Regions from separate parts of the Homo sapiens genome. Here region 2 is linked to region 1. A link is a loop called in an ENCODE intact Hi-C map of the cell type or tissue named here. Cell type or tissue: dorsolateral prefrontal cortex. All regions are shown on one strand. Links, peaks and the distances in the headings refer to the core of each region. The heading gives the core; the rest is flanking DNA.

Region 1 (10,871 bases), core at 2,907-5,406:
GGAGGAGGTGTGGGGTGGCACACTCATCTCTGACTTACAGGAAAAACAGAAACTTTCTCTAAAGCAAATAAAATGCAGAAAATGCAGCTCAGCATATAACCAAGATAACCAAGCAGAGAAAAATATTTAAGTCACAAATTGGCAGTTTAAGGAGTATCAGCATTCTGAGGGAAAATTCAGGAGACAGCTGATGAATCCACAAGTTCTTACTCAATTAACTTTAATTGGCTAGTATCTGATAGGCAGCTGTTTTAGGCAGGGCATGATGGAAGTTATAATGTTAAACAGAAATAGATGTCAGCTTTGCCCTTAGGGAACCATATATATATATATTTGTTTTTGTTTTTGTTTTTGTTTTAAGAGACTGGTCTTGCTCCGTCATCCAGGCTGGAGTGCAATGGCATCATTATAGCTCACTGCAGCCTCGAACTTGTGGGCTCAAGCACACTGCAGCCTCGAACTTGTGGGCTCAAGCAATCTTCCTACCTCAGCCTCCCAAGTAGCTGTGACTACAGGTGTGTACCATCACCCCCAATTAATTTTTAAAATTTTTGTAGAGACAGAGTCTTGCTATGTTGCCCAGATTGGTCTCGAACTCCTGGCCTCAAATGATCCTCCTGCCTCAGCCTCCCAAAGCACTGGGATTACAGGAGGAGCTGCAATTTTTGAGAGAGAAAAATTGACATGTGCAAGAGCAGCAACAGGCCAAACATGAGCCATGAGATCCTACACCTATACCATCCAATATGGGAGCAGGCCATGAGCCACATATGGGCAGTGAACTCTAGAAATTCAGGCCACTTTGAGAGGTGCTGCACATGTAAAATACACTCCAGAGTCCAAAAGCTTGGTACAAAAAAAGAGAATGTAAAATGTCTCATTAATCAATTTCACACTGATTACATGTTGGAGTGATATTTTTAGTATATTGGGTTAGATAAAAAATATTAGTAAGTTTTTTTTAAAAAATGCTTTTCATTAAACATCAGTTATCTGATACATTTATTTATGTGGGATCCTCCTACCCAAATAAGCTTTAATTAGATGTTGTTGTGCTCCTGTTAAATTCAATTCTGTGGAGTTTAGCACCACTGCCAAGAGCCTCCTTCTTAGCACGTCTCTTCTTCCTCTTTAGCGGCAGTTCTCAAAATGTAGTTAGAAGGCAGAGACTCTGTTTTCACCTGAATTTAATCTAAATCTGATTCCAATCAAGATCCAGATAAAATGCTTGTTACTTATCTCAGCAGCTAGTTTCCCAGATTCAGGGAGTAACATAAAACACCTGCCTAGCAATAGCAGAATTCTAATGTTTTGAATGCCTTGGGCCAGGGACACTTTTGTCACTATTCAGTTTCAGCCATCAATGAAAACTCCTTCTTCTTAGCTACCTGGTATGGACGGTTGACTAACTGGTTGAAAAACAGTCAACAGTCTGGTTAGCGTCTTTGAAGCTTCCTGAGGATGTGTACCACTCAGTCATACCTTCACCGTGCTTACAAGAGCATCTGTTGTGTATGTAGTGGCTGCCCCACAAGTAGTTGTATTGATAAATTCTAAATGTTGCTATTCTTTTTTTTTTTTTTTAAAGAGTCTCCTTTTTTTTTTTTTTTTTTTTTTTTTTTTTTTTTTTTTTGAGATGGAGTCTTGCTCTGTCGCCCAGGCTGGAGTGCAGTGGCGTGATCTTGGCTCACTGCAAGCTCCGCCTCCTGGGTTCACGCCATTCTCCTGGCTCAACCTCCCAAGTAGCTGGGACTACAGGCGCCCGCCACCAAGCCCGGCTAATTTTTTGTATTTTTAGTAGAGACGGGGTTTCACCGTGTTAGCCAGGATGGTCTCGATCTCCTGACCTCGTGATCGCCCGCCTCAGCCTCCCAAAGTGCTGGGATTACAGGCGTGAGCCACCGCGCCCGGCCTAAACGTTGCTATTCTTTAGAAAGGCTAAAGTCCAGCCCCTGAAAGAAGCCTGGAGGCTAATGTTTTCTCTTTCAAATGGTTAGTGATGAAAACTGAACCCTTTGGAGATTCTGATTTTATTCTGCTTATAAAAGCTAAACTTGAACTTCACTGGATAGGGTGGATTGTATGCAGGTCCTGATAAAATCCCTACACAATTTCCCTCCCTTCTAGGCTGACCTGCCGTGCCTGCAGCCCACAAGCCACCCCCTTCTTTTCCCACGCATGGCCCAAAGCTACGAGCTCTCAGAGTTTTTCCTTCTTGCAGCACGAGATGACACAAAGATAGGTTCTGGCAGTTGCAGGTACGTTCACCTCAGCAATTCTAGAAAATGCCTTGTAATTACTAAGCAGAAAGCACACAATCTGAGGGGGCTGGAGAACTAAGTCTTCACATAACAAAATCTGCTTCTATATGGCATTTTATATCTTCCAGTGTGATGGGGAAATGGGAACGCTTTGAACAGCTGACCAGATGAATTTTAAACAAGAATTGGTAAAAATTGGACTATTAGAGATTTTGAGCATTTTCTTGTGGATTTATTGGCCATTTGTGCATCTTTGTGAAGTGTCTGTTGAGGTTTTTTTCTGCCATTTTAAATTGGGTTGTTTGTCTTTTTATTGTTGGCATGTATGCATTCTTTAAAAATTGAGATGTAATTAAAGCCTAAAAGCATTCTTTATATATTTTAGATACAAGTCATTTGCGAAATATATGTGTTCCAAGCATTTTTTTCCCAGCCAGTGGTTTGTCATCTCTTTTCATGAGCTGAAATTTTACATTTTGATAAAATCCAATTTTTTTTATGGTTAGTGCTTTTTGTGTTCTGTCCAAGGACTCTGCCCACCCCAAGGTCATGAAGTTATTATGCTTTATTTGAGTAATTTTGTGGCTGTGGTTATTACATTTAGGTGTATGATCTATTTTGAATTAACTTTGATAAATGGAGTGAGATAGGGATTGGAGCTCATTTTTTTCCACACATATATCCAGTTGTTCCAGCAATATTGTTAAAAAGACTTTCCTTTCCCCATTGAATTAGCACCAACAACTGGAAATAATCCAAATGTCCAGATATAGGTAAATGGATAAACACATTTTAGTCTATTCAGTGGAATAATGGAATAATAAAATACATTCCATCATTGGATTCTAATTCCAGTAATAGAATACATTCATGGAACAATGAAATATATTCAGCAAATTTTTTTAAAAAGCAAACTATAAATACATGCAACAAGCTGAATGAATCTCAAAGACATTATTTGAATGAAAGGAGCTAAAAGCAAAAGAGTTCTTACTGTATGCTTCTACATACATGAAATTCTAAAACAGACACAACTGATTCTATAGTAACAGAAAGAAAATCAGCAGTTTCCCGGTTGAGGGTAGGGATGGAAACTTTTCTGGCACGATGAAAATGTTCTATATCTTGTTTTGAGTGTTGGTTACATGGACATTTACAATTGTCAAAGTTTATTTGTCTGAAACATCTAAGGGCTACACGTTTCACTGTGTGTTAATTACACCTCCATTTAAAATATATTAAAGAAAAAAAAGGATTAGAATGTGAACCTTCCTGGACTGTACCTTACAATAAATAGCGAAATTCCTCTCTCTCCGCAGATGCCTTGCTGTTGGAGGCTGGGAAAGGAAGATGAAATGTGCAGAGCCCTTGACTTCTCCCTTTTCTTAAGACTGTGGGATAAATTTTTCAAAACATTGGCTAGGAGACTTGCATTCAAAACCAGCTGAGTAAATAATGGGGCTTTGGTGAGTTGTTTTTTCCCTTCTGTGTTTGGAAATTTGAGCCTGGTGTATCTTTTTCAAGCACATCTCATTTAGAGGATAATTTACATTTGCACAAAATCATGGCTACAGCCCATCTGCTCAACGATTATGTAAGATCCAACACTCATTAGAGTGTGACATGCATTGATCTTAGTGAGCATATGAACTTGTGTGCTTGGGATTCAAGTTCTTCTAAAATAACTTCCAGCACCAACCAGCTACCATAGCCTGTTGTTTCTGACATTTTCCTTGGAACATGACAGTTAATATCCATTTGAAAGAAACTAAATTATTGGGGGGCTTTAAATTCCTAATGGCTATAGCAGATTTTCTGGTAGAGTTAAGCAAGATTGAGTTGGCAGTTGTGAAAGGGCGGAGGCTAGAAGGAGAGCTGTTTGTTTTTTGTACCTGATGGTTTTATCACCAAAGAGTATTTGTAATAATGAAACAGCTGGAGCAGTAACATGATTCATATTAATATATGCATGTAAATGGGTTAGGAATGGAATTAACATAATTTCTGTGCTCTGGTTTTCCCTTAGAAGTGGAGACTACTGGTTTATTTACAGTCTGCAATGAGCACAGCCAGGCAGTTCTGCTGCTGGACAGATGGCAGGGAAGGCCAGGCCATGTGCTGTGGATCAGGGGGTGAATGTGAACATGACGGTGGATGGCACAGCTCTGCAAAGGGGCTGGCCAGAAGCAGAGAGCAGATGAAAACAAAGGTTCCTTTTGTCTCCCAGAGTTCTTAGCCCTTCCCATTTAGTCCCTTTGTCCTAGTTCCTCCTGCCAGGGCTTTGCAGAGAAGGGGAGTGGGGAGATACAGGGAGAGGCCAGGACCAGGGGTTCCAAGGCAGAACCTCGTGGGAGGAAGTGACCAGAGGAGGGGCTGCAGTCACTAGACTCAGGGCACTGGCAGGAAGCAGGAACTGTGACCAGGTGAGAAGGTGGGCTCAGAGACACTGGAGAGGAAGGACAGGTCGAGGAAATGGTCCACAGGCCAGTCAGCCTCTCAAAGCTGAGGGAGGCAGGCAGTGAGAGGGCCCAGGAAACACCCTGCTATCAGGACAGAAATCTGGCCGGGGGACAGGAAGTTGAGTGTGACGCACCAGGAGACTTTGAAGCCTGTGATACCAAGAGGAAATCCTAGGCCATTTAGCAAAGAACAGAATTTGGCCCCACGACACAGAGGCCCTTGGGAGGAAAGTGAATGCCTAAATAGAAAACAGGCCTGGGGAGGCCACTATAGGGTGGTCTTCTGTATTTTTTCCCTCTCCGTTTTCCATTATAATTCATCTCCTTCCAAGGCCAGGTTCACTCCCACGATAAGAGAGGCAAAGCCCCTGGTCAGAAGGGAAGAAGCCTCCATCCCCAGCCCATGTCTGTCTGTCTCATTTGTGTGTGTGTGTGTCTTGGGGGGAAGTGAATGGAGAAAGATACCGGAAGTATTACAGTGATGGTTGTCCCCCATGTGGGAACATGGAGTAAGAGGGAAAGTCATTTGAGGAACTGCCCAGCTGTTCTCCACCATGGCTGCACCATTTACATTCCCACTAGCAATGTATAAGAGTTACAATTTATCCCCATCCTCACCAATACTTTTTATTTTCTGTCTTTTTCATCTTAGCTATCCTCATGAGTGTAAAATTGTGAGTTTAATTTATATTTTTCTAATGACTAATGATGCTGAGCATCTTTTCATGTGCTTACAGGCTATTTATATATCTTCTTAGAAGAAATGTCTGTTTAAATCCCTTGCTCATTTTTAAATTGTTTTTTAAAAATTGTTAAATTGTAAGAATTCCATGTATATTCTGGATACAAATTCCTAGTCAGTAGACAATGTGCAAATATTTTCTTCCATTCTGTGGGGTGTCCTTTCACTTTCTTGGTAGTGTTCTTTGAAGCACACACATTTTTAATTTTGAAGGAGTCCAACTTAACTATTTTTCTTTGGTTGCTTGTGCTTTAGGCATCACATCTAAGAAACCATTGGCTACTCCAAGGTCATGAAGATTTATGCTCATGTTTTCTTCTAAGTGTTTTATAGTTTTATCTTTTACATACAGGTCTATGATCCATTTTGTGTTAATTTTTGTATACAGCGTGAGATGGAGTTGAAAATTCATTCTTTAGCATGTGGTTATGCAGTTGTCCTAGCACCATTTGTTGCAAAGACTCTTCTTTCTCCATTGAATTGTCTTTGTGACCTTGTCAAAAATTAATTAACCATAAATATAAAGATTTGTTTCTGGACTCTCAATCCTATTCCATTGATCTATATATCTATCCTTAGGCCAGTATCTTCCAGAGGCAAAAGATCATCAGGGTGGCTTTTAGCAGTGGGAATCCCAGAAGAGCCCACAAGGCACCCAATAGACACAGTCGTTTCAGAGAGTGCAAAGCCAGCTCACATGGTACCAGTGAAGGACCCTACAGGTGCTAGAGGATTTCTGGATGCACCATGAAAAGGGGACAGGACCCTTAGAGGGGAATAGAGTAGACTTTTTTCTTTACTCCCCATTACCAACAAGGTGGGGGCAAGCCTTTGCACTCAGCAGTAACTTGAGCACATGAGTTTTGCCCTAGACATTCTAAAGTGTTGTTTAGTGACATAGAGGATATGTATAGGACTTGATTACAGTTTTGCTTTGACTCTGGCCATAAGTACTTTTCTGGCTACATCTTACTCTTGCACTTGTCCTGCCTTGTCTTCCCAGCAGATCTCAGACTCTCTATGCCTGCCTCTCCCTGGCTCCATGTTGCACTGGGGTCCACAGTTCAGCTCAGCCAGGGTGTGTGATGGCCAACTCTCCTCATGCCTCCAGCCCTCCCTTGACCATCTCCACTCTGATATTCCCAGAGGCACTGGTTTCCTGGGGCTGCTGTTAGAAATTACCACAAACTTAGTGCCTTAAAACAACACAAATTTATTCTCTCACAGTTCTGGAAGTCAGAGTTTGAAATTAGTTTTATTGGATGAAAGTCAAAGTGTTGGTAGGGCTGGTTCCTTCTGGAAGCTCTAAGGGAGAATCTATTTCCTTGCCTTTTTTACTTCTAGATGCCACCTACATCCCTTGGCTCAGGTCCCCTTCCTCCATATTCAAAGCGGCCATGAAGCATCTTGCTTCTATAGTTGTATGTCTTCTGTCTTATATGGTCAAATCTCCCTCTGCCCTCCTCTTGTAAGGACACTTATGATTACATTTAAGACTTGGATAATCCAGGATGATGTCTTGATCTCCAGCTCAACTTAATCACACCTGCAAAGTCCCTTTGCTATATAAGGTAACACTCACAGCTTCTGGGGACTAGGACAACAGGGCATTAGTCAGCTTTCCACACCAGGTGGGATGCGTGCAGCTGTACTGGCTAATCAGAGCTGATGCCTGTTCTGACTGGTTGGGTTCTGTGCCAGGTGTCTATATTTTACTTCGCTCTGAGCAGTTATCAAATATTTTGAATATGATCCTTGTTGTCAGCCTTCTTTGTTAAAGAGATGAGTAGACATGAATCTGTAGAAGCCTGGGGAAACAAAGTGTGAAACCGATTGGTGTCCTCCTGTAAAAAAGGCAAGCGTGAGTCAAGAAAAGGAAAATCATACAATAGAAAAGTCCAGGGACAGGTCAGTCATATGGATCTGAAATATCTGAGATGGTTAAGAGAAAAGCCACAGAAAAGTGAAGAGCAAAGTGTCTTGGCCTGCTGAGCGGGTAATAAACAACAGAGAGCTTCCTGCAGTTTCAATTTAACCTGAATCCCACGTGGAGAGACAGCCTGGAGCCAACCAAGAAGGGCTTGTTTCTGTGCAAGAAAGATATGGTAGAGCCTAGGGCCAGCCTGGAAGCTGGACTCCGGATGAGACTGAACAGAATGAGCTAGAACTGAGATGCAAATGTAGGACATTTATTTCCCACACAGGTCCCTGAACCTGTACAGCAACTCCTGCCTTCCTTTGGTGGCATTGCCTCCCAGAGAGTAATCACTGGATCCATCAGTCACACAGAATCATTCCGGAGAATGGAGGTTCTGGGCCTCTTCCCATAATCATCAGACTCTCCAGGGGTGGGATTCTGGAATCTACATTTTAATAAGAACAGATAATTCTTAACATGCTAAAGTTCCCAGGCAGGAGCACTTTAACTGTTATATTTAGGAGACTTAGGAGCATAATCTTTTCATAGGATTCTGTACAAATGGTTTGGAGTCAGCCATGAATGCAAGTGAAATAGTCATAACCGTCATGGGGAGAGACCCCATAGTCATGTGAGACGTGAAGGTTTCTACCGCACTGGCCAACTGTGATTGATTGATGGTGGATACCTGGATCATGGTGTTGAGATAAATGATGAGGCTTTGCCTGAGCTGGGACAGGAAGAGAGCAGCAATTAATTAGTAATGTCTGCCATGGCTATAGGTTGGAGATGGTGGTTGGTGGTGAACAAGTGCCTCCTATCTGCCATTTTCTCCTAGAAAGACCTCACTGTACCTTCTCATTTTATGATGAGATGAAATGTACATACAAAACACTGGATAGAAACATACATGTACAGTTTGAAGAACAAAAATAAAACAATTCTTTAAAAATTGTCTCTAGTGAGCTGGTTCCAACATCTCCTTGGGTAACACGTTGCATTGTCTCACAACTTGCTTAATGTCTAATTTAAATAAATCCCTTTTGGCACAGTTTAAGTCCAGTCCCTTTCATTCTATCCTCAGAGAAAAACAGAACAGCTGCTCCTGCTCTCCTATTCAATATGCTTCCCTATTTTAAAGAATTCAGTTCTTCAGAAAAAAATTAATGAGACTCTTCTATTTTAATGAGTTACTTGTTTGGTGGATTGGCACTTTTCCTCCCCCAAGCTCAACATTCTTGGTTACAGAAATGAATTAGAATAGAACATTGAGAGTAGAAGGAATTTAGATGTCATTCAATTCTCTGTTTTCACAGATGGGACAAGAGGCCCAGGGAAATGGAGGACCTGACTTGCTCACACAGCAGAATCAGAACTAAGACCCAACCATCCTACCTTTCAGCTGAGAGTAACTTCTACCAGATCACGATATTTGGATACGCAGTGTGTTTTGAAGTTGGAGAAGAAATCCAAGACCAAACACGTATTGAGGTTTATTTTCCATCACCTCAGTGGCTTCCATTCTCCAGCTTCTGAGTCTTTTTGTTTGTTTTTGTTTTTTTGAGACATGGTCTCACTTTGTCACCAAGGCTGAAGTGCAGTGGTGCGATCTCCACTCACTGTAGCCTTGACCTCCCAGGTTCAAGTGATCCTCCTGCATCGGCCCCCCAAGTAGCATGGACTACAGGCACATGCCACCATGCCTGGCTAATTTTTGTATTTTTAGTAGAGATGAGGTTTCACCATGTTGCCTAGGCTGTTCTTGAACTCCTGGACTCGAACGATCTGCTTGTTTTGGTCTCTTAAAGTGCTAGGATTACAGGCATGAGCCACTGTGCTGGGCCTGGCTTCTGAGACTTTTTGCCAGAGGGCTTCAGACCCACACCTGGGGCAGGCCAAAAGCACTGGGGGCTTCATTCCCCAGGAGCAATGCTTAAGGAGTGTGGGTCGGGAATGGGTGGATAAATGCTCCTGATTCTTCACCGCTTCCTTGATGTCGTGATTCTGGGGTATGTGTTCCCTGGTGACTCAGAGGCTCCTCAGCAGATCTGATCCCCAGTTGCCCACCCCAGTGACTCTCTCGTTAATGTACCCTTCATGAACTTCCCTCCTGCCCTCTATCCTTTCCCTACTTCCTCATTATGCTTTCTGAGATTATCTCCCAAATAAATTATTTATACCCCCATCCTTCCTTCCGGACCTTCTTTTGGGGAAATGAGAACATTTCCATACTTATAAGACCATACTTATAAGAAAAGAGCATACCAGGAAGCTCGACCAGAGCTGTGAAGCCGGAAGTTTGCCTGCGAATGGATTTCCAATGCTGTAATCCTCAGGATCAGCTTTGCCACTCACAGAGCCAAGTACAAAGTGAAAATGGGGAGTCCCTGGTTGGGAAAGCACTAAGACTTTCAAGATGATGACAGCAGAGCATTAAACCATGGGCAGAGGCCAGGCATGAGGGCTCACGCCTGTTATCCCAGGACTTTGGGAGGCTGAAGCGGGCAGATGACTTGAGGCTAGGAGTTTGAGACCAGCCTGACCAACATGGTGAAACCCCGTCTCTACTAAAAATACAAAAAATTAGCCGGTCGTGGTGGCATGTGCTTGTAGTCCCAGCTACTGGGAGGCTGAAGCAGGAGAACTGCTTGAACCAGGGAGGCGGGGGTTTCAGTGAGCCAAGATCACACCACTACACACCAGCCTGGGTGACAGAGCAAGACTCTCTTTCAAAACAAACAAAAAAACAAACCCACAGCAGTGCTCTCCTGAGTATGCAGCCTGCAGCGTGAGTGACTACACAGGTTGCACAGCCATGAAGCTGGCCCCGCTAATCTCTCTGTAAGAATTACTGTAACACTGATGACACCATTTGCTGAGTCATTACTGTGTGCCAGGCAATGTGTTGGACTCTAGATTGCATCATGAATACTGTAGGGGAGGAAAAGATTTTTTTCCTCGCTCACCACAAGGTTTATGGCTGAGGCCTTTATAACAAGACAGATTAAACCATACACATTTGTTTAGTATAAGTTTCACATGACACAGAAGCCTTTAAAACTGAAGACCCAGCCGGGTATCCTGGTGTATGCCTGTGGTCCCAGCTAGTTGGGAGGCTGAGGTGAGAGGACCCTTTGAGCCTGGGAGGTCGAGGCTGCAGTGAGCCGAGATCGCACACCTGCACTCCAGTCTGGGTGACAGAGTGAGACCCTCAGTCAAAAAAATAAAAGAAAAAAAAAAGAAAAGAAAAGTCATCAGTACCCAATGATAGTCACTGTAAATATTGTGTTTCCTTTCAGTCTTTGTTGTTGTTGTTGTTACTGTGTACTCTTTTACATCTACCTTTATCAAAGCTAAGATGATAGGCAGCCTTTTTCATTTAACAGCAGTGTTAAATTAGTATATTCCCATTTTATTGAAGTTTTTTGAAGACCTTTTCAAATAGCAGCTTATTATGCAACGTGTGAACAGTAATTTAACAATTCTCCCAT
Region 2 (10,871 bases), core at 3,593-6,092, 180 kb after region 1:
ATTAAAAGGTAAAATTCTCTCCCTGGTACCAAAAAAAAAAAAAAAATCCATGTACTCCCTCTCTCTCTTTTTTTTTTGTTTTTTTTTTTGGAGATGGAGTCTCGCTCTGTCCCCCAGGCTGGAGTGCAGTGGCATGATCTCGGCTCACTGCAAGCTCCGCCTCCCAAGTTCACGCCATTCTCCTGCCTCAGCCTTCCGAGTAGCTGGGACTACAGGTGCCCGCCACCACACCTGGCTAATTTTTTTTTGTATTTTTAGTAGGGACGGAGTATTCCCTCTCTTGACTGATGTTTCAGCAGTATGTGGACAGATTCTTTTTTAAGGTAAATGACCAGGGGCTTGTAATATGAGTGTCACTTAGGCAACAGGACATTTCAATGAAATGGTGATGGAAATAGGTTCTTTTTGTAGATTGTGAGCTCTTGGGAGCATGGATTTTGCTAAATATACTGATTTTTAAATTTTTTTGACATCTAGCATGGTGCATTTCACATAGGAGTTTTTCAAGAAGTACTCATTTCACAGGCATCTTGAATGATAGATGTTTGGTAAGAACTGCGCAAGACAGTGTACTAATCACTCATTCTCATTCAGCCTCTCAAGCTATCATGGTTGGTTAGTAATAACATTTCAAAATTATATTTGTCCCTTAGGCTAGCAGAGAATACTGTTTAACAGGTTTTTCTTGAAAAGTAGGAGTAGCGAGCTAGAGTTGTCTCTAGGTGGGGTAAATAAAACATCTCCCACCCCACCCAAATTGAAGCTGAATACCTTCAATTCACTACTGTGCGCATATTCATGTTTCATGCTGAGCAGTTCACTTGAGACTTTCTCACGGAAAGAAGTGCGATACAGTTGGTGGTAGTCTTATATTTGCTACGTGCTCATGTGTTGTCTGATGATAGAATGCAGTGGTCAAATATTGCACAATTTACGCCAGAGGAGGAGAATTCCCATCAACTCTCCAACCATCATAAATACTTTATTCCACACAATAAGGAAATTGAACTTTTCAGAAGAATGATATAGAACATCTAAAATAGGTTAAACTTGGAGGAATTATACTGTCCATTGTAAAATTGGAGCCACTCTTGAAAAATTGCTGCATGCCCCACTGAATGCTAGAGCAAGACATGCAGTCCCAGCTCCAGGGGCTTCCAGAGTGATTGAGGCAGGGCTGTGGGCTGCTTTCCTGAAGCCTGACTCCTTTCTTTCCTCATTACACTGCCACAGATGGTGGCAGATACAGCATGGATTGGCATAAGTCACTCTCTACTACCTGCAGAATAAAGGCCCAATTTCCTAGTGCAGCTTGCAAAGTCCTTCTCATCTGCCACCTTCCTGCCTTTGTGATTTCTCCTCCTGGGACTCCTGCACCCCCTTTTTTTTTTTTAATTTTTCTTTTCTTTTTTTTGAGATAGGGTCTCCATCTGTTGCCCAGGCTGGAGTGTGGTGGCGCGATCATAGCTTATTGCAGGCTTGACCTCCTGGGCTCATATGATCCTCTTGCCACAGCCTCCCAGATAGCTGGGACCACAGGCACATGCCACCCCGCCTGGCTAATTTTTTGTATTTTTTTATAGAGACGGGATTTCTCCATGTTGCCCAGGCTGGTCTCGAGCTCCCGGGCTCAAGCGATCTGCCCGCCTCAGCCTCCTACAGTGTTGGGATTACAGACGTGAGCCACTGCACCCAGCCACTCCTGCACCCTTACCTTTTCGCCGCCCTGGCCGGCTGGACGACTGCACCCATTTCACCCGGCATTCTTGTGCCTGACTGTGCTCTGGCCATTTCCTGTGTCTGGAATACCCCCATTCTCCCATGCTCAGCCCCGTGGACTGTGTTTATTCGTAATCACACCTCAGAGCCCTTCCCCTTCTCCATGGACTCCACCCCTGCTGTGTAGATGGCCCCAACATCATTTTGCTGAGTGGAGTGCCACTGCAAGGCATGGCATGGAGGAGCCTGACTGCATAGGTGGCGGCACCTTGAGGGCCTTACAGACCTGGCAGTTGAAGGTATGGGCTAGAAGACAGATGATTCCAAATTACGGCTAAGAAATAGGTAGGCTGTAAGGCTTGATTGCCGTGAATGCCTCTAGAAAGAGCACTTAAAAAAAAAAAAAAAAAAGAAGGGATTTCCCTGTTCATGGCCTATGAGTTTAAAAACAAGCACCCCATGTCATTAGCCCTTTGCTCACCACAGAGTTGCTGACACATTAGACGATCTAGATATGTGTCTGAGATTTTGGATGCCTATTGATTGTGTATTCACTTAGACTTTGGTGCTTTTCTAGATGTTTCACAAGTTAAGATGTTGTTAAGAGGTTCTCATTGTTTTATTCCTATGTTCTTTCCTTCCACTCCCAACTCACTCCGATGTCACTCATCTGGGTTCTTCTGCTCCTGCCTGGGCTGCTTAGTATTTATTGAGCTACACACTGTGCTTGGCACCCAGGGCCATGGAGGCAGGCAAAGAGGGGGGACATTTATTCAGCAGCTTCTTACTGAGGGTATGGGTGCCAGGTGCTCGCTCTGGGAAGGTGCAAATGAAATGGATGATGGCTGAGCCTGAAGAATTCCCAGGGTGAACAGATGGGGGGAAGCCAGTTCGGGCAGAGGGAGTGGCAAAAGCTGCTGCTTAAAGTCGTTGCTCCCACCGCGTGGGGAGTAATTGGATCTGTCTGCAGCACTGAGGCCTGGACAGGAAGATGGGACTGGAATGCAGAGGGGCCTTGCAGGGCTCAGTCGGGGCCAAAGGGCAGAGAGGCAGGGCACAGAGAGAAGCTGTGGCCGCCTTGGTTGGTCCCATGGAATCCTCGCCCATTGGGGCCATGGGCATTGATCGACACTGTGGAGCTTGAAATCTCACCAGGTGGAAACATCTCTGCCAGCCCTGTAATCATTTCCATAGTTTCTTCTGGTTCTTTTCATGAACATTTTCCAATATTTTTATTTGAGCATTAATAAAAGGTTTGCCTATATACTTAAATTTCTGCCAGAAAGCTTTGACTTCCGTGATCTAGAGCAAGCTTGTGCAACCACAAGCAGGTCACATGCAGCCCAAGATGGCCTTGAATGTGACCCAACACAAATTCGTAAGCATTCTTAAAACATTATGAGCCTTTTGTGTGATTTTTTTTTTTTTAAACTCATCAGCTGTCATTGGTGTTAGTGTATTTTATGTGTGGCCCAAGACAATTCTTCTTCTTCCAGTGTGGCCCAGGGAAGCCAAAAGATTGGACACCCCTGATTTAGAGTTTTAGGACTTAGGTTTTGGGAATGCCAAATGTTTACATGGAAAGGCTCATCCATTAGGATGAGCATGGTTTTCCTCATGAACTCCTTGGTAGAACCTAATGTTAGTGTGTGGCTCTTTTCCTTTATTATTTTCTTCTGTACAGGGTACTTTATAACCAATAGCTGTTTCTGAAAATATGGGAAAACTATTTTTGAATATTGAATCAATTACATTTTCAGGGTAGTTTGATAAAAGGCATTCTGTGGTCATCTTTATCTAAAACGAATCCTCCTGGCCTTAGTGTGATTATTTTATTTTATTTATTTTATTTTATTTTATTTTATTTTATTTTATTTTATTTTATTTTATTTTATTTTATTTTATTTTATTTATTTGACAGAGTCTTGCTCTGTCACCCAGGCTGGAGCGCAGTGGCGCAGTCTTGGCTCGCTGCAACCTGCACCTCCCAGATTCAAGCAATTCTCCTGCCTCAGCCTCCCGAGTAGCTGGGATTACAGGCATGCACCACAATGCCTGGCTAATTTTTGTATTTTTAGTAGAGATGGGGTTTTGCCATGTTGGCCAGGCTGATCTTGACCTTAGATGATCCACCCACCTTAGCCTCCCAAAGTGCTGGGATTACAGGCATGAGCCACCCCACCTGGCCTTAGTGTGATTTTGTATTTTATGTTGTGAGTTTTGTTTTTAAAAAAGAACATCAGTAAGTTCAGAAACCAACTCCATGCTTATTTGCTGTAATGAATTTTTCCCTTACATTGGAAAAACACAGTTCCATCTGTCCTGAAGGCCCATAAGTCACAGAATGCGGTGTGTTGGAATGTGAAATCCTTTCAGCCTTGCAGAATCTTTATCATTGTGCTAAATTGCCATGTGGAAGAATGGCAGGTGGCAGTTAGAACTTAGGGCTTTCTATTTATTCTCTTTCTATTTTGCATTAGTCAGTTAAGGTTCTGATCTTCAGAACTTTGTATGAAAGTCAGTGCTTCATACAATTTCACATCAAACTGTGGCATTGCAAGAGGCAAACCATTTGGAATTCTTCCTTAAATTACAAAAAGAAAAAAAAAAGTGAATGCACGAAGATTGTTTTGTTCGCAAGACTTATGACACAGCCCTCCAGCTCTGTGGCTTTTCATTCTGATGGGAAGGAAATGAGACCATTGTAAATGACTGTTCAGAATATTAGTGCCAGCTCCATGCCAAGTGCTGTTAAGAACATGGAGAGAGCATTCGAGTGTTTGCCTCTGAATTTTTGCCCAGGCCATAGTTCGCAGTTGGCCGGCAGGCTGCAAGGGCCATTCCAAGTGGGAGAAGCATTCCATCCCTGGGACAAGTAAACAGAACCTAAAACAAACACATGTTTAGTTGAAGTGATACAGCACCAGGCAAAGTGTTCTACTTTTAATGAGTGAAGGACATCAGAAACAAAGGATCAGAGCCCCCCACGTTGCATTCTCAACTAATTATAGCACTAAGGCAGGAATCCTTGGCCCTTTATCTGGAGTGAGTCAGAGAGTATATCATGCCTTATCTAAAGTCTAAAGTTAATTGAGCCCAAGGCCCTTCTGAATAGACACACACTGTAATCAGATATACAGATGGAGTGGGAAGAGGTAAATGGTTTCAGATGCCAGCCTGGTGTAGTTGCATGCCGGAGGGGACTTAAAGGAAACAGTGAGAAGTATTAGAAAACTGTAGTTGACCAGGTATGGTGGCTTATGCTTATAATCCCAGCACTTTGGGAGACTCAGGCTGGAGGATCGCTTGAACCCAGGAGTTCAAGACCAGCCTGGACAACATAGCTAGACCCCATCTCTACAAAAAATAAAAAATTAGCTGGATGTGGTAGTGAACCTATAGTCCCAGCAACTTGGGAGGCGGATGTGGGAGGATCGCTTGAGCCTGGGAGGTCAAGGCTACAGTGAGCCATGATCACGCCATTGCACTGCAGCCTGCGCGACAGAGTGAGATTCTGTCTCAAAATAGCAACAAAAACAAAAACCAAAAGTATAGTTGCAGAGAATGGCTTTCCCTGCTTAGTTTTATCCAGATGACTGTTAGAATAGTGGTGAAGAATCTGACAAGTGGCAGAATGCAGGGCCATGGGAAGGGGGAGAGTTCATGCCTAAGGTCAGCTGAGCAGAGGAGACTTGGAGAACTGAGAGGGGATCCCTCTCCTGTGTTTGTTGGGAGGGACAGAGCCTGTTGCCCAGCCTGCAGGTGTGGGAGGGACCCTGCAAGAAGTCCCTTTGGTCACCCTCTTCAGGCCCCACATTGCCTGATGAGGTTCAGACTCCTAGGCCTATGAAGGGTAATAAGGCCCGTCTGTTCCTGCCTTTACTTTTCTTCTATCAGTTTCTAAGCACTCTCAGCCTCCGGGCCTTTGATCGTGGAGCGCCATGATACAGTGGCGTTGTCCTGAGTGGTTAGAGGTGTGAATTCTCGAGGCCGACTGCCTGGGTTTGAATCCTTGCTTGGCCATCTTCCAGCTGTGTGACCACTCTATGCCTCAGTTTCCTCATCCGTATGATAGGAATAGTGGCAGTACCTATTTCATGGTGTTATTGAGCTGTACAGTTGCTAGCTGCTGCCATCATCATTGTCATTTCCTCATTTCTTTTAGACCCAAACTCTCACACTTTCCGGAATTATTTCTGGAGCCCCCCAGAAGGAATTGGTCTCTTTTATTCTAGATTCCCTAAGAGGCACAGAGGGATACTAGGGTGAGAAGATAGTGGTGGCTCACAGTCATCACTCTGTACTTACTAGTTTTGAAAATGTATCAAATTGCTGACGTCTCTGAGCACCAGTTTCCCAATGTGTTAAAGAAGGATGGTGATACCCAACCCATGTCACAGGGTTTCGTCAGTAAATGCTAAACCATGTGGTAAGCAGATGTTCTCAGTGAGCACCAGGTCACTATTATTATGTTACTTGTCATGACGAGTTTTACTTGCCACCTTGTATTATAGTTGTGATGACTATCTTTTTTCTAGCTCCACATTGGGACACATGAAATTATAGAGTTAAATGAACTCATTTGTAGATACTTGAAAATTGTAATAATCTTTGAATATCTGTACCTGTTTGTGTCCAGATTCTTCTGGTTATTTTGACTTCCTTATACCCCAGTGTCCTTTTTTTTTTGGAGACAAGTTTTTTTCTCTTGCACAGGCTGAAGTGCAGTGGTGCCGTCGTAGCTCACTGCAACCCTGAAGTCCTGGGCTCAAGCAAATCCCAGTGCCTTATAAGCAGGCTTCCTCAAGGCCTGTTGTCTTACTCATCTGTATTTTCCTTATAGCATCTAGGTCAGTGCCTTGCTTATAATGGGCATTTGGCAAATGTTTGTTGAATGCATTTATCATTACTTAGTAATAAATACTAAACTATTTTTTAATGGGAAAATAGGCAGGTTTGGGTTCTCATGCACATGACCCACATTTGTCGAATGTCTGCTGTGTACCAGCCAGCAGCTTTCTTCCTTTAGTGCTATTTCCTGTTAGAGTGGGATAGTGGTATTTCAGTCCACCTGATGACCATTTAGGCCAATCACATGTTAATGGGAATTGAATGCATGCATTAAACACAACACCAGCGGGTGCTGTCCACATTAAAACCAGGAGGTCTGCTTCATTGGTTCTTGACTATATTGAAAGAGTTGGAAATCTGACCTGGGCATTTGAGGTAGACTCTAAGGGGTGTAAGACGGCCCTTTGTTTTAGAGACTTAGGATTGGTGTGAGTGACTGGCAGGGACTGCTTTAGTGCCCAGACCTTTAGTAGCACAGACACAATATAGGAAAACTCTTCAAGGAAAACCAGCCCCAAATAAGAGAGTAGGTAATGTTCTGCTTCTCTTGCTTTATATTCTGCTTGCTTTACAGAATAATCTGAGATAGCTAATAATCAAAGTGCAGGTCCCCCAAAATGAAAGTGATCATCATAGAACCAGAAAAGAAGGGATAAAATACTGATTTCAAGGACTCCTGAAGCCAATGGCAGCTCTGAGTTTCCTGGCAGCCAAGACAAAGACAGAAGCATGCTGGGATGATGCATCCTCGGGCTCGGTAAAGGAAGCACAGGACCTGCCTGCTGCTGTGGGCTCAGGGAAGTGAGTACTATTTTCCCTGTCTGGAGTGGGGAGGAGCACTTGTCTGTGGTAGGGTGAGGAGGACCACTTCCTTGGGCTATCAGTCATTAAGGCCCCTTAACATCATGGCCGATTCTGAAATTACCTCTGAAAGTTGAGATTTATGTTAGACTGTAGCTCTCAAGCCAGTTCCCTTAGAGGCCAGAGTAATGACAGTGTAATTTACTTGCCACCTGCTTGAGAGAGACAATTGGTGGTTAAGGGACTTTCCCAAGGTGATAAATTGTTTTAGCAAACAGATCCAGAGGACAGCTCCTTTCCCCTGGTCTATGTATGCCTTTTGAACGCCAAGACCTTATCCTAAACTCAAGTTTCACGAATAGGATTAAAATACCCTTTGGGGACCTTTCTTACATTGAGAACAGAGGCTGGGCCACAGCTTGGCTAAAGCATTCCAGATCTCTCTTCTGAGCAAGAGATTTTGACTTGTTCATAAACCAGGCTCTCTCTCATAGTGGGCAAGGCCTTAAAAACAAACAAACCTGCAAAACCTGAGGAAACATCTTCCTCCTACGTACTTAGCTGATGTAGGCATTAATGGAAATGGATATTGGAGTGGGAGGCTCCTTTTAGGGGGCAGAAAAGAAAGAATGTTTTTATTTTTAATTAAAAAAATATTTTCTTTTGAGACAGGGTCTTGCTCTGCCATCCAGGCTGGAGTGCAGTGGTGCGAATATGGCTCACTGCAGCCTTGACCTCCTTGCTCAAGTGACCCTCTAGCCTTGGCCTCCCGAGTAGCTGGGATGACAGGCGCACACCACCATGTCTGGCTAATTTTTGTATTTTTTGTAGAGATGAGGTCTCACTGGCTTGCCCAGGCTGGTTTCAAGGTCCTGGGCTCAAGGGATCCTCCCTCCTTTGCCTTCCAAAGTGCTGGGATTATAGGTGTGAGCCACCGTGCCTGGATGAAAAAGAAATAACTTGATTATGGGTTATGGAAGTTTAGCAATGGCTTCAAAAAATGTCAGCAGGGAATGGATGTCTTTTTCTATCAGATGAAATTTCAGTAGTCATCTGATACAGCCAACCAGGAGAAGGAAAACTACTAAGTAGAAAGACTTAGATAAGTGGAGTCGAACATCTCTGGGCTTAAAAGGAGCATCACTCCTGGCATATTCAGCGTGGCCCAGCTGTGTTTCTCTGAGGGCGATGTCCTCCTCAGGGTCTGTGAATGGCTGAACTCAGAACAAGGCTTTTGCAATCTGCGCCTTCTGAATACAGTTTTTGTTCTGTTGGTTTAATTTGCATTTGGTGTCTGGAGTGCCTGGTCATGGAAAGAGCCCGTTCTTTGTTTTGGGTAATGAGGGCTGAGGTTTCCAATAAGTATTTCTCGGTTCCGTCCGTGTCGAGTGTCATTTGAGTAGCAAGTGACTGTTGCTCATTGCACTGGGCCTGCGAGCCTCCATTTGCACATTAGATTTTTGCATACCCTGCAATTAGTAAATTACAGAATGACATCATGAAATAGAAAACTGTATTCCCAGATGGAAATGCTTTCCGTATTCTATGCATTTTTATTCAAAGGCAGATGCATTTGTAAACCTCTTTGGATGGTTGTTCTGCCTTTGTCAGTTACTTCATAGCAAATGTCAACTGTAAACCAAGAGAGAGAATGAGCCAGGATGGAGAACTTTTTTTTGTTTAATTGTGTCATGTTGGGTGCTTTTTGGAAAGTGGGTGAATTATTCATGATGACATGAATGGGGGTATTATTTTAAATTAGTATAGAAGCAAATGGTTCACAACCCATTTATTAAGACCCTAATGTTGATGTGGCTACCAAGAAGCTTTACCAGCAAGGGCCAGTGTGTTGCCTTCCTTGGTTGGTTAGTTTTTCTACATCCACTTAACTCCTAGCCTAATTTTATCTTTTTTTTCCTCTGTTTTTCTTTCCCTGAATGTTTATTTAAGCTCTGATAAATCATTTTGAATTAAGGTCGGGTATGTATTTCCTTTCTTCTCATCTTCTTCCCCCTCCATGACTGCCTGCATTTGAATACATTTCCATTGTGTGAGAGGCAGTAATGGTACAGAGGGGTGGGGGGTGGTGACTGCTTGGTGAGCTGTGGCTCACATGTCTCCAGAGACACAGGGCCTAGGAAGACTGATTAAAAATCAACTTTTAACTACTATAACGGCTCACTTTCCTGAAACTTGTTATGCTGTAACCCCACCTATTGAAGACATAATCAGAACCAGAAAGTGAACAAAATTGACCCTGGAAATATGTGGCAAAAATTCTGTGCAATAAGTATGATAACACTTTTCTTTCAGTGAATTCTCTCTCAGGGCCCACTCACAGAACCAATTTTGACATCAAATTTTCTTCCTTTTAAAAATACAGTTAACCCCCACCCCCATCTGCAGGTTCTCCCTCTGCAGATTCAACCAACTGCAGATTGAAGATATTCAGAAATTTAGAAAAATGAAAAATAACAATATAACAAAAAGTAATGCAAATAACGCAGTATCACATCTATTTATGTAGCACTTGTGTTGTATTAGGTATTATATGTAATCTAGAGATGATTTAAAGTATATGAGAGGGTGTGTGTAGGTTATATGCAAATCCTATACCATTTTATGTCAGAGACTTGAGGATCTGTGAATTTTAGTATCCTCAGGTGTCCTGGAACTACTCCACCATCAATGCTGAGGGACAACTGTATATAATATAAAATAAATAAAATATGTACTGTAAAATTGTAATCTTGAAAGTTTGATCCTGTGGCAGCTGCTATTTTCAGGCAGCTCAGCCTTTGTTTGCATGCTCAAAACCAGCTTGTGATTTGGTTTCTAAGATCACGGCTGGCTTATTATCTGTGCTGGCTTATCATGACAGTGGCTCGGTGTTATGGACACAGTGAGCATTTGGTGTCGATACTCCCAGAATGAACTGAGTAGAATGGACAGGAGACTGACCTTTGTCTATTTGTCTATGTAGCAGTAATGCCACTAACTTGTTGCAGTGCTCTTTATCCTCAAACTATTTGCTATATATAGTAATGCTTAAATTACATATATTATATATATTACATATACATATTATATATGTGGATATATTATATATTATAATTATATATAATATATATAATTATATATTATATAGATGGTTCTGACTTTGCACAGTTCTGATATGCATGAGTTGCAATTACCATGATTTAAATAATACCAGTTCCCCAACAACTCTAGTCAAATCTCAGTTACCCCCGTGTGTTAATTGAGTAATTGCATGAAGTACACAAGCTTGCTGCTAGTGCTTCAGTATACAACTCACCATGTAAATAACAGATGCATGTCAGAATCCGTGGCCAATCACAGCACTTCTTTCAAAGCCCATGGGTGATTGGTCAGTGCACATGTTCCTTAGTTCATGCACAGACAGCAGAGTGTGTAGTTCTGTGGCCTTCTTGGCTATTGGGGATAAACCAGTGTGACATTTTACAAAAATACCAAAAATC

The links. Hi-C counts contacts between places; a loop is a spot of excess contacts. Peaks named below come from ENCODE experiments on the same cell type or tissue, not always from the same donor. Only the 100,000 strongest peaks of a DNase experiment are listed, where the experiment ranks them.
Region 2: it touches region 1 in a loop (2.5-fold over the local background); 2 of 110 quality-filtered maps call a loop at or near these places.

Annotation. Positions count from the first base shown.
Region 1 is chr18:57,911,688-57,922,558 of GRCh38, forward strand. No RefSeq gene overlaps it. Among named protein-coding and RNA genes, the nearest start is that of LINC01897, 45 kb to the right of the region's middle. In dorsolateral prefrontal cortex, for the core only: a CTCF peak has its summit at 4,382; a DNase peak (open chromatin) is centred at 4,394; H3K27ac peaks cover 2,063 bases.
Region 2 is chr18:58,092,789-58,103,659 of GRCh38, forward strand. All of the region lies in intron 1 of NEDD4L (NEDD4 like E3 ubiquitin protein ligase), which reads left to right. Among named protein-coding and RNA genes, the nearest start is that of NEDD4L, 54 kb to the left of the region's middle. In dorsolateral prefrontal cortex, for the core only: no CTCF peak of the experiment used is centred there; no DNase peak of the experiment used is centred there.